Linked DNA regions of Homo sapiens: region 2 is linked to region 1. Evidence: chromatin contacts called from ENCODE POLR2A ChIA-PET data. All regions are on one chromosome and are shown on one strand. Each heading gives the region's core, a stretch centred on a gene start or an enhancer-like site at or near the end of the contact. The rest is flanking DNA. Distances are from core to core; before and after follow the strand shown. Region 1 overlaps KIF13A (kinesin family member 13A). Region 2 overlaps KDM1B (lysine demethylase 1B).

Region 1 (5,630 bases), core at 1,130-3,629:
AAAAAAATTAATTCACAGTAAGATAAGAATATCTAAAGTGTATCATTGTTTCTTTAAAAGAAGAGAAAGGCTCTGTGACCTCGGCCATATCCTTGAACCTTCCTGGGCCCAGTTTCTCTTCTATTAATAATGAAAAGAATGGCTGGAGAACATGAATTTAAGAGTTGTCAAGTGATGGGAACAAAGGAAACCCAAGAAAGTGCAGGTATAACATGATTTTACAGCACCTATAAAAGATGTACTGGTTGGCAATCTCTCCTCTTAACCAAGAAAGAGTGCATACCAACTGCATCTTTCTTTGTTAGAAACCTCCTGAGCTCCCTGTAGCCTCAACCTCCTGAGCTCAAGTGATACTCCTGCCTCAGCCTCCCAAGTAGCTGGCACGCACCACCACACCCAGCTCATTTTTTTTTTTTTTTTTTTTGTAGAGACAAGGTCTCACTATGTTGCCCAGGCTGGTCTCAAACTCCTGGACTCAAGTGATCCTTCTGCCTTGGCCTCCCAAAGTGCTGGGATTATAGGTGTGGGCCACAATGTTTTGGCCTTCCAGTATTCTTTGAATAAAGAAAATAATTAACTAAATGGGACATAAGAAGGAGTAGAAATCAGAATGATCAAACCAACAATTTAGATTTTTTTTTAAGTTTATTGATTTCCTGACACGGGAAAAATATTATGTACAGTTCCAAAAGCAACTACTTTAACAAGTTCTGATTCTAAGTATGAGTGAAATATAAACTTCCAATGCAGAAGCAATAGTGTGTTTCTGTGGTTCACTTTTACCTTCAACACAAAGCATTAGAAATGCCTTTCTTCTAATGGGAAATTTCAACTAGTTCGACCTGCCTGCCTAGCTCCCCACCAAAGCCTGGCACAGTGGCTTAATAATCACATTTATCTCAGCCAGCTCCTGGAGCGCCTTTCAAACATATCCCTTAGTCCTGCTTTTATCTTATTACAATGCAATGTAACTATGGAAACATAGGATTTCAAGTTATATTTTCTCTCACAGATAAAGAAAGCTGCCTTTTATAACTCAATTCAATCTAAATTGTGTCGTTAGGGTCAACTTTTATTTTTTTTTGAAGAATGCGAAAAAGTAAACATTTAAGTTGAAAAGAATAAAAAGACAAGCATTTTCATAAAAACCAGGACACAGTTTCTTCGTAATTACAAAAGGCACCTCTTTCCATCTCTCACACTACTGTCTAATGGCCACAGGACATTGGCCTTCTTCAAATTCTTAAGTGACCTGTGTGAGGTCAGAGCAGAGGGCCCGGCTTGTAGCGTGCACTTGCAGGTAGGCAAGAAAAGAAACCTACACCAGTTGCTTAAGTGCAGACGAGAGCGGCTGAACACCATCCCATTCCTAATTAGGAACTTTCAACTCTCCCTATGCTACATGCTCCCAAAGCTAAAAAGCCAAATGAAATATTCCAGCAGGTAGTATTCTAAAATCATAAATACAGAATCCCCAATAATATCATAATAAAAAGACGCCGAAGGCCAGGCACCGTGGGTCATGCCTGTAATCCCAAAACTCTGGGAGACAGAGGCAGAGAGGATCACTTGAGCCCAGAAATTCGAGACCAGCCTGGGCAACATAGGGAAACCCTGTCTCTACAAAAATATTAAAAATTAGCAGGGCATGGTGGCACATCCCTGTGGTCTCACCTACTTGGGAGGCCGAGGTGGGAGGATCGCTTGAGCCCAGGAGGTAGAGGCTGTGGTGAGCCATGACTGCACCACTGACTCCAGCCTGGGCAACCAAGCAATACCCTGTCTCCAAAAAAAAAAAAAAGACACTTAAAAATAATACTCTTGTGCTGTTTGTCATAAATATGGCCACCATCTAATGTAAAATGTGACTCAATTTTCACTAGTAATAACCAAACATATCAGTTTCACAAGGGTCCCTTTACCTTGCAGTGAGGCAGATCCTGTATTGATTTATTACTGCAATACCTGAAGCAAGTTCCTTTACACCTGTGCTCCAGGCTTCCCACCACGCTAAGGGCAACAGCAACTTCACTTGTTGGCCCAAAATAAATATTTAATAACAAAAGCTTATTTTTGGCTAGTTGTGTTATTTTCACCATTTACCTGGGGAGGGGGAGGAATACTAAAAGGCCAAAATGGTTCTCTCTCTCATGAGTGGGATTGGAAATATTTTTTTCTTATCTGTGCTTTCTATAGCTGTCCTGAATAAATGTCACAATCAGACTTGGAAGAAACACTGTCCTTGGCAAAGAATAATTCCTACTAAGGATAGGCAGTTTAAGGCTCAAGCCCTGAGCTATTTCTGCTGAGCCCCCATGGGATCAGAGAGGAAAATTCAGCACCACAGAGACCTGGCTCAGCTCAGCAGGCAGCTGGGTCCTCACTATGGTCCCTACCTGGCCCCCACCTGTTGGAGTGGCTCAGTTCAGAGAAAAACGACACATCCTGCGCTCTCTTGTCTGTGCCAAGTGATCAGAAGCTCAGTTCTGGGGCTGGGGCTGTGCAAACTATTTTTCTACAAGCAACCAAGTGACTCTAACATGTAGCCAGTGTTGAAAACCACTGCCCCAACAGATCCACGAACCTCTAAGCACCAATTTCCCATAAAAAGGAGGGGGAATTTAAATTCTCTCATAAAATGTAGCTCTCTCTCCGTAACTGAAAAGGAGGAACTACCCTTGACAGTCTCATAAAACTGTACCCTTGTGAACAAAAATGTTTATCCACTTCAATTTTTACAAGTATATAACAAAAAGCTAGTTACTTTCAAAACTCAAAAGTTGATGTACACTACATTGATTAGTACAAATGAAGCTCTTAAAAAGATAAAATTATTCATTTCCAACCAGATTCTTGAGTTAAGATAAAATCTGATGGTTTGATTGGCTTTGAAGAGATCTTAAAGCCATATTTCCTCTCTTTAAACTATAGCTCCTTTCATCTTATGCTGACTGTGCACAGAGGTTTTTTTTCTTAACGAAAAGACAGACATTTCTGCTAATGAGAAAAAAGCCCACACTGACCAACTCAAACACATATGAATGATTAAAAGTAACTTCATATTACTTATGTCAAAGTCCAGGTTAATTTGACATTATCAGAACAATTCATCCAGGGAGAGGGCTGAGCCTCTCTTCATTGCCCCTAACTTTATTTTTATTTTTTGAGACGGTGTCTTACTCTTCCACCCAAACTGGGAGTGCAATGGTGGGATCTTGGCTCACTGCAACCTCCGCCTCCCGGATTCAAGTGATCCCACCTCAGCCTCCCGAGTAGCTGGGATTGCACATATGTGCCACCACACCTGGCTAATTTTTTTTGTATTTTTAGTAGAGATGGGGTTTCACCATGGTGGCCAGGCTGGTGATCTGCCCACCTTGGCCTCCCAAAGTGCTGGGATTACAGGGATGAGCCATTGCACCTGGCCCATTGCCACTAATTTTAATAAGATCTCTCTTTCTGTCTCTCTCACTCCCCCTCTATCTCTCTCACACACACACATGTGCAAGTGCCCCACTGTATGTTTCACAGTCCCAAGCAAATGTTTAAGAAGAAAATGGAGGCAGAGAGAGTTTGCAGGTATTATGTGCCAGGCTGGTGCCAAGCATTTTACACATATTGTTTCATTTAATCACAGTAATCCTATAATGTGGCTATTATTGCCCTAGGTCATAGATGAGGTTCAGACAAGTTAACAAACATCATAAAAGTCAGTAATGCAACTAACTGTATTCACAAGTAATATTAACGAATAATACAAACATTCAAAAAAATGTAATGAATGATGAAATTTCTATAAAGCAGATTTATGTGTTACATTTAAGTGTGTTTGCATTCCTTTGAAAAAAAAATGAGTAGCAACAACCAGAATGTTTGTTAGGGCAAAGGAAAAGGAGATTGGGCATGGTGGCTCACACCTATAATCCCAGCACTTTGGGAGGCCAAGGTGGGCAGATCCCTTGAGCCCAGAAGGTCCAGACTAGCCTGGGCAAGTTGGCAAAATCCTGTCTCCACAAAAAATACAAAAATTTGCTTGGTGTGGTGGTGTGTGCCTGTAGTCTCAGCTACTTGCAGACTGATGTGGAAGGATCACCTGAGCCTGGGGAAGTTGAGGCTGCAGTGAGCTCAACCGCAGTCACTGCACTCTAGCCTGGGCGACATAGTGAGACCCTGTCTATACATATATACACATACATACATAAATGGAAAGGAAGTCTGGAGTCGGGAGTAACCAACCAACCCTTTCAAGTGGAGAACAGCAACCAACAGACCATTGGAAGTCTCTGGTAACTCCAATATTTGTTATTGCTAGTTGGTCCTAAATTCAAGAGAAAGCACACCCTCAATATAGATTAAACTCCTGAGGTTGCATTGATCTCGGCAGTGATCTCCAATTGTTTTAGTCCTTCGACCTTACATATGTTTATTTTTGTAACTGTCTGAGTAAAACTTGCAATAACTTCCTCCACAGTCCTGAAGACACAGTAAATCTAATTGTGTCGTCTGGAAAAAGTTACAGAAGTCTCTTCATGTAGTAATGGGAAGCAAAGGTACTTTTAAAATACAGCATTGAAGTGATTTATTTGAGGTCTTTGCTAAGTGAAATTATAGTTTTATAGATGGGAATCTGCATCTCAAGCATCACTATTCATCCAACTATTATTGTCCAATATAAGAATGTACAAGAACCTAGACTGGGACCACAGGTGCAAGCCACCATGCCCAGCTAATTTCTTTCCTTTTTTGTTTTTTTTTTTTTGTTTTTTTGAGACGGAGTCTCGCTCTGTCGACCAGGCTGGAGTACAGTGGCACAATTTCGGCCACCGCAACCTCCACCTCCCAGGCTCAAGCAATTCTCCTGCCTCAGCCTCTCAAGTAGCTGGGGCCACAGGCGTGCAACACCACGCCCGGTTGAGTTTTGTATTTTTAGTAGAGATGAAGTTTCACCATTTGGCCAGGTTAGTCTCAAACTCCTGACCTCAGGTAATCCACCTGCCTCGGCCTCTCAAAGTGCTGGGATTACAGGCATAAGCCACCGTGCCCCGCCCTAATTACATAATTTTAAAATTTTTTTTGTAGAGATGGGGACTCACTATGTTGCCAAGGCTGGTCTTGAACTCCTGGCCTCAAGTGATCTTCTCACCTAGGCCTCCCAAAGTGCTGGGATTACAGGCATGAGCCACCACGCCAGGCCTTTAGACTGCTATTAAATGTGGCAATTGCTACATTTAATGCATGATTTATTACAACCCAATTAGAAAGCATAGTGTCTGACACATAAGTGCTCAACAAAGACAACAAAGACCTACCAAATGAAGGAAGGAAAAAAGAATGGTAATGAAACAAGCACACACAAAACACGACCAATGTAATAAGAAAGGTATGAAACATTCCTGGAGGTTGGAGGGTGGAGACATTGCTCCTGGCAGAAGAAATCATGAAGGGCTTCATGAAGATAGAACGGTCCTGAAAGACGGGGACACCATCTACCCTCTCCAGTTGCCCAGTCTAATTTCTCACCTAACGAAGAATTGGGCTTATTATATTGCGGCAGCCTGGAAACATATGCTTATGACTTGATCTAAAACAAACTTCTTATAAAGAATAAAGAAGCATGAACTTTTAAATAT
Region 2 (6,540 bases), core at 1,888-4,387, 270 kb after region 1:
GTGAGACCCTATCTCAGGAAAAAAAAGAAAAAGAAAACACCACCAGAAAAAGAAACGTGGAGTCTGTGATACATGTTTTGGATGGTTGTCATCACTGGAACAGTTGTAAAGAAGTAACCTGTACTGAGATGCTTAGAATTAGTCAGACATCAAGCCAGAACCCTCTTCCAGCCCTGCTATAAAGGAATGTAAGACAAAAATGATATCACAGGGCTGTGTCCATATAGTTACAAGGTCCGGTTGAGTGGGACAGATAAGTAAGGGCTGGAGTTGATGACAGGGAGAAATTCTGGGGGCTTGCCACGGCCCGGTGATGCCCGACTATAAAGAATGGATGGGATTGGGTGGGAGAAGGCATTCCCATGAGGGAGAGTGGGAGGTCGCAGACCCTGCAGGGTAGGAATTTACCAGGAAAAAGATTCAAAGCATTACAGCAGAGCCTGCGAGTGGGCAGATCGTAGCTGCTGCCTTTGGAAAGATTAAAATGTGCTAGCTTTGCCTGGCTGTGGTTGGGGAATTTATTACATAGGCAACCAGTAATTGTAGATATGGAGGCGGAGTGCTGACAAGATACAAGCCCATAATGGAATATTCTTGTTTGGGACAGACTGTAGCCAATAGGTTACAGGTCTCTTAGTTGAGGTGAGATGTTGTAAGCATTGACTTTAAGGTGATGGCAGCAGGACCAGAAAGAGAATGGTAACTTCTGTGTGTGTGCATGTACATCTATGTGTGGGGACAGTTTTTCTGTATCTTGAGCAAAAGAGGAAACCACTTCTCAACGAAGCGAAATTGAGACGTTTCTGAAGATATAGAACTTACATAGCTTTGTTTCCGGTTGTGCACATGTACCCTAAAACTTAAAGTATAATAATAATAAAATTAAAAAAAAAGATAAACTTTCTCTTCCTGAGAGAAATGGACCTTATCAAGAGATCTTTTCCCCTCTGACTTTACTTGGGAAAAGACTTTGGAAGTTTTGGGTGTTGCTGGGTGACAGAGGTTGAAAGCAAAGGAGAAAGAATTGGAGAATCTTGTTAAAGCTATTTTTTTCTGCTTTGATCCATTCCCATTACAGAAAAGATAGAAGAAATCTACAAGGCATTTATTAAGGAATCTGGTATCCAATTCAGTGAGCTGGAGGGACAGGTGCTTCAGTTCCATCTCAGTAACCTGGAGTACGCCTGTGGCAGCAACCTTCACCAGGTGCGCTTGGGTTTTGTGAAAGGTGTGCTTTGAAAATACTTGGTTTAGGCCGGGCGCAGTGGCTCACGCCTGTAATCCCAGCACTTTGGGAGGCCGAGGTGGGCAGATCATGAGGTCAGGAGATCGAGACCATCCTGGCCAACATGGTGAAACCCTGTCTCTACTAAAATACAAAAAATTAGCCAGGCCTGGTGGCGCATACCTGTAGTCCCAGCTACTCGGGAGGCTGAGGCAGGGGAATCGCTTGAACCTGGGAGGCGGAAGTCGTAGTGAGCTGGGATCGCGCCACTGCACTCCAGCCTGGAGTCTCAAAATAAATAAATAAATAAAATACTTGTTTTTGTGTATGTGTGTGTGTGTTTTGTGTGTCTAAATATTGAATTTGAGCTGGTTTCGATAAACAGGAAAGAATGATTCTCCTTAAAAGTTTGAAAACCATGACTTCTGAGCATATTAACCCCACAGTGGTTTTGGTTGTTTTTTAAACTTTTTTTTTTTTTTTAAGCAAGAGAAACTCTTCTTCAGATAATGCTTGTGAAAGAAGCTCAATACGTAAAAACAAAGGAAGAGGCTGGGTGCAGTGGCTCCCTTCTGTAATCCCAGCACTTTGAGAGGCCAAGACAGGCGGATTGTTTGAGCCCAGGAGTTCAAGACCATCCTGGGCAACATGGCAAAATCCTGTCTCTACAAAACATACAAAAAATTAGCTGGGCTTAGTGGCATGTGCCTGTAGTCCCAGCTAAGTGGGAGGCTGAGGTGGGAGGATTGCTTGATCCCAGGAGTTCAAAGCTGCAGTTAGCTGTGATGGTGCTACCACACTGCTGCCTGGGCGATAGAGTGAGACCCTGTCTAGGGGGAGAAAAAAGAAATCAATCACTCCAAAGGAAGGAGGGCTATTGGGCTGAATCAGATCAGGGTCTCTTATGTTTTTCTTATTTTTTGTAGAGATGGGGTCTTGCCATGTTGCCTAGTCTGGTCTTGAACTCCTGGTCTCAAGTGATCCTCCTGCCTCGGCCTCCCAAAATGCTGGAATTACAGGCATGAGCCACTGCACCAGGACTTGTCTCTTTACCGTCCTTTCCCTGCCCTCTGCAGAGGGCCTTGGGTCATTTCTGTGGAACCGTGGAGTCGGAAACACTGCTCTCGAGAAGCCAAAATAGAGTATCCTTGCAAGTCTGGTCTGTTTACCTTGTTAAAGTAAATTTAAGCTTGCCTAACTCATTTAACCAACTGTGAACTTAATACCCCAGTATTCTGTATTTTGAATAGAACTCCACGGATGATTTCAGAGGCCCCTTTGGGACCTCTCCATTTCCACTTGGTTCTGCATTGTGATTGGAGTCATGCTATTTTCCAAAATCGTGCAGGGTTTCTATTCTGTAGAGCTTCCATGTTGAGGACAGATAGCATATTTATATATGTTGATCAAATACAGTTTTACCCTCATAGAATTCTACTTTGCCAGAGTTGTCAATATAGAAAATCAGCTTCTATTTTTATCAAGGAGTGGTACCCATGTCCAAGTCATATGGACCTTTTGTTCTCAAATAAACTTTCCTCAAATAAAATTATCGAGATTTCCTCCCCCAGTGGTGGTCTCTGCCTAGGCTGGTCTGCCTGTCCCCTGCCCTCCTGCCTTGGTGGCTGTTCCCACCTGGAGCTCCTCATATTGGCTCTCAGGCACAGGCACAAGGATTTACACTGCTGTGTCCCCAACCTCTCTTGTTTCCCAGGTATCTGCTCGCTCGTGGGACCACAATGAATTCTTTGCCCAGTTTGCTGGTGACCACACTCTGCTAACTCCCGGGTACTCGGTGATAATTGAAAAACTGGCAGAAGGGCTTGACATTCAACTCAAATCTCCAGTGAGTATCAACTGCTGGGAGGCTCTGGCTCGCCTTGTTTGGGGAGGATGTGAAGTTCTGGGCATGCGGCTCACGCAGGAGAATGGGGCTGGCTTTGGTGTTTAGCCAGGGTCTAGAAGTACTTTTGTGGCTCATTCGTAGCCTGTGTAGCATTATCCATGTCAGTGAGGCAGCTGCTGCTGCTTGGAAACCGTAGTGGCCCCAGTGCATTTCTATTAAGAAGAAGGTATTCAAATTGCTTCGCAACTTTCCTAACCCAGTGCAGTTATTTTCACTTTAAAATTTTCCCTTCAAATCTTTGTCTCAGTGCATTTGTATTGTGTGTTATTGTAATCATGGGGGTGATTACTTAACTGTATTTCCCTTCACACCATATTATAACTATCTTCTATATTCCGACACAATGTTTATTTTGTATATTCTGACAGAGTATAAATTCTAACTCCCTCAGTTCAGCTATAACAATTGTTTAGATCTCTGAATGCCAGGAAAAGATTCCCCTTAGCCTTGGAGATGTAAATTCATGTAATATGAGAATCGGAAAGGATCCTGGATCACGTGGTTCCATCCCTCACTTTTTTTCATAATTGCTTTTTGAGCAGGTGCAGTGTATTGATTATTCTGGAGATGAAGTGCAGGTTACCACTACAGATGGCACAGGGTATTCTGCACAAAAGGTAAGAGCTAGGGCAGTACAAGGGTGGGTAGAAACCTTTGCTGCCAGGGGCTTGGAGGGAAGGACAAATCTTTCCTATCAAGGAGTTTGCCTTTGGGAATCTGCCTGGACCCTTGTTGGATTTCTGGTAAGTTATGTATCTCTACTTAATTGTATGTAGATATGCAAAGCTGATTTCATTGCTCTAACACTGTATAGACTCATGGCAGATGGAATTCTGAATTGTGTTCCTTGAGGTGAGTTCTAGGGCACATTAGTCCTGAGAGTTGAACAAGAAAAAAAATTCCTTGGCCAAATAAGTTAGGCAAGGCCAAGTAAGTTTGGGAAGTATTGTATACGATACTCTACTTTTAGGATTAAATAGGAGTTGTATAGGGTTAAATAGAAGTATGTGTATGTATATATATATATATATATATATATTTTTTTTTTTTTTTTTTTTTTTTTTTTTTTTTTTGAGATGGAGTCTCGTGCTGTCACCCAGGCTGGAGTGCAGTGGCGCAAACTCGGCTCACTGCAAGCTCCGCCTCCCGGGTTCACGCCATTCTCCTGCCTCAACCTCCCAAGTAGCTGGGACTACAGGCACCCGCCATCACGCCTGGCTAATTTTTTTTTTTTTTTGTATTTTTTAGTAGAGATGGGGTTTCACCCTGTTAGCCAGGATGGTCTCGATCTCCTGACCTCATGATCCGCCCGCCTCGGCCTCCCAAAGTGCTGGGGTAACAGGCGTGAGCCACTGTGCTCCGCCCAAATAGAAGTATATTAAAGGCTCTGAGAAGTCCTGCATTAAAGAAATCTATTTTACTTTTATTCTGTGCTCTCCACATTTTTTTAAACCACGGAATCCTTCTTCAGATCAGGAAAGTTCTGTTTTCATCTTGAAATCTTGAAACTATCAGAAGTACTTTCATATGGCTTAAATTTTTTGTAAACAGCTTTATAGTAGGTGAACAGTACAAGGTACTGCTGAATCAAATACCTGAAATCACACTGAGATTTATAGTATTGGAGAATAAAGGTGCCTCCTTGGGGTAGAGGGGATTTAGTAAACCTTGAAAATTTAAGTTTAGTTATATCTTAAGTGACTATGAAAAAATATAATTGATGAACTATCACTAGTTCCTAGACTAGCTATGCTTCCTACACTTCAGGTATCTAAAACTTATTTCATAGTCCTTGATTTTCATACAGAAGTAAAGGACTGCATGTCACATGGGAAAGACAGGTCTAGGGAATGAGTTAGTCGGGGCAGGGGATCCTAACATTATTCCTGCCATTAACCAACTCGGAGATCTTGGGCAGCAATCCCCGGGCTGCACGTCGGAACCACCTGGGAGGCGCTTACAAAGAAAGGCTGGAAAGCCCCACCCTGATGCGTTCTTGTTGAATTGGCCTCGCTTTTTTGTTTGTTTTTTTCAGAGACAGGGTCTCAGTCTGTCGCCCAGGCTGGAGTGCAGTGGCACAGTCATAGCTCACTGTAGCCTCGAGCAACTGGGTTCAAGGGATCCTCTCACCTGAGCCTCCCTCGAGTAGCTGGGATTACAGGCATGCACCACCATGCCCGGCTAGTCATGTTTTTAAAGCTTCTCAAGTGATTCCAGTGTGCAGCCGTGGTTGAGAACCTTGTCTGCAGTGACCTTTTCTGTAAGCTCTTAATAGGTTTTGCCTGGTGGTAAACAGTGTTTAAAAATACTACCTTTTAAAATTGCAAGTCACCCGACAGTTCAGCCTCTGCTGTTCTGTAGCTCCACTTCTTGGTGTCCAGGACAGCAAGCTGGTTTTAACTCCCCTGCTTTGTTACTCTCTGCCTGACCCTGGCCAGTACTTGTGCGTTTCTGTGTTTGTATTCCAGCCTTCTGGAGAAATTAGGGCACAGCTTCAGGCTGCACTTTGAAATGTTTAAAACAAATATTTTTATTGTAGCTAGCACGCACCACAGTTTGCATTGGAAGTTTCCCCAAACTTGTAAGAGAATAATTTTCAACCCAACGTGATAGACCGATGAACCTCCAGCAGACTAACTCAGTCTAGGCTGCTTCCATTGACATCTCGCTTTTATTACTTACTAGGATGTGTTTATATCATTTGCCTATTTGTTTACCCAAGGCTTTTCTTTCTTTTTTTTCTCTTTCTTTTCTTTTTTTTTTTTTTTTTTTTTTTTTTTTTTGTTTTACAGGGTCTTATTCTGTTGCCCAAGCTGGAGTGCAGTGGTGCAGCTTGTAGCTCACAGCAGCCTCGAACTCCTGGGCTTGAGCAGTGCTCCCACCTCAGCCTCCTGTGTAACTGGGACCACAAGCACATGCCACCACACTCAGCTAATTAAAAATTTTTTTTTTGTAGAGACAGTGTTTCCCTATGTTGTCCAGGCTGGTCTTGAACTCGTGGTCTTAAGCAATCCTCTTGCCTCAGCCTCCCAAAATGCTGGGATTATAGGTGTGAGCCACTGCACCTGGGCTACTCAAGTTCTTATGCTTTTCAGTGCTATTTTGTCATTAAGAAAACATCTAGATTTGTGGGCGTGGGTGGCTCATGCCTGTAATCACAGCACTTCGGGAGGCTGAGGCGAGAAGATGGCTTGAGGCCAGGAGTTTGAGACCAGCCTGGGCAACATGGTGAGACCCTGTCTCTACCAAACATAAAAAAATTATCTGGGCATCGTGCTGCACACCCATGGTCCCAGCTACTACAAGAAGCTGAGGCAAGAGGATCACTTGAGCACAGGAGTTTGAGGCTGCTGTGAGCTGTGATCATGCCACTGCACTCCAGCCGGGGCAACAGAGCAAGACCCTGTCT

Evidence for each region. ChIA-PET counts read pairs that join two places held with the same protein, here RNA polymerase II (POLR2A).
Region 2: POLR2A ChIA-PET joins it to region 1 with 20 read pairs in Panc1. The contact joins two enhancer-like sites. POLR2A ChIA-PET finds 5 or more read pairs at or near these places in 3 of 52 experiments (MCF 10A, Panc1 and activated CD8-positive, alpha-beta memory T cell).

The regions. Positions count from the first base shown.
Region 1 is chr6:17,933,001-17,938,630 of GRCh38, forward strand. All of the region lies in intron 2 of KIF13A (kinesin family member 13A), which reads right to left. Among named protein-coding and RNA genes, the nearest start is that of KIF13A, 52 kb to the right of the region's middle. RefSeq lists a silencer at 1,171-1,355. Within about 2 kb of position 2,380, at least 2 of the 41 ENCODE cell types and tissues checked have a DNase peak (open chromatin) inside an H3K27ac peak, as active enhancers do.
Region 2 is chr6:18,204,459-18,210,998 of GRCh38, forward strand. It overlaps KDM1B (lysine demethylase 1B), which reads left to right. Exons shown (of 22, transcript NM_001364614.2): 15 at 1,079-1,206; 16 at 2,940-3,071; 17 at 3,674-3,748. Among named protein-coding and RNA genes, the nearest start is that of KDM1B, 52 kb to the left of the region's middle. Within about 2 kb of position 3,138, at least 3 of the 41 ENCODE cell types and tissues checked have a DNase peak (open chromatin) inside an H3K27ac peak, as active enhancers do.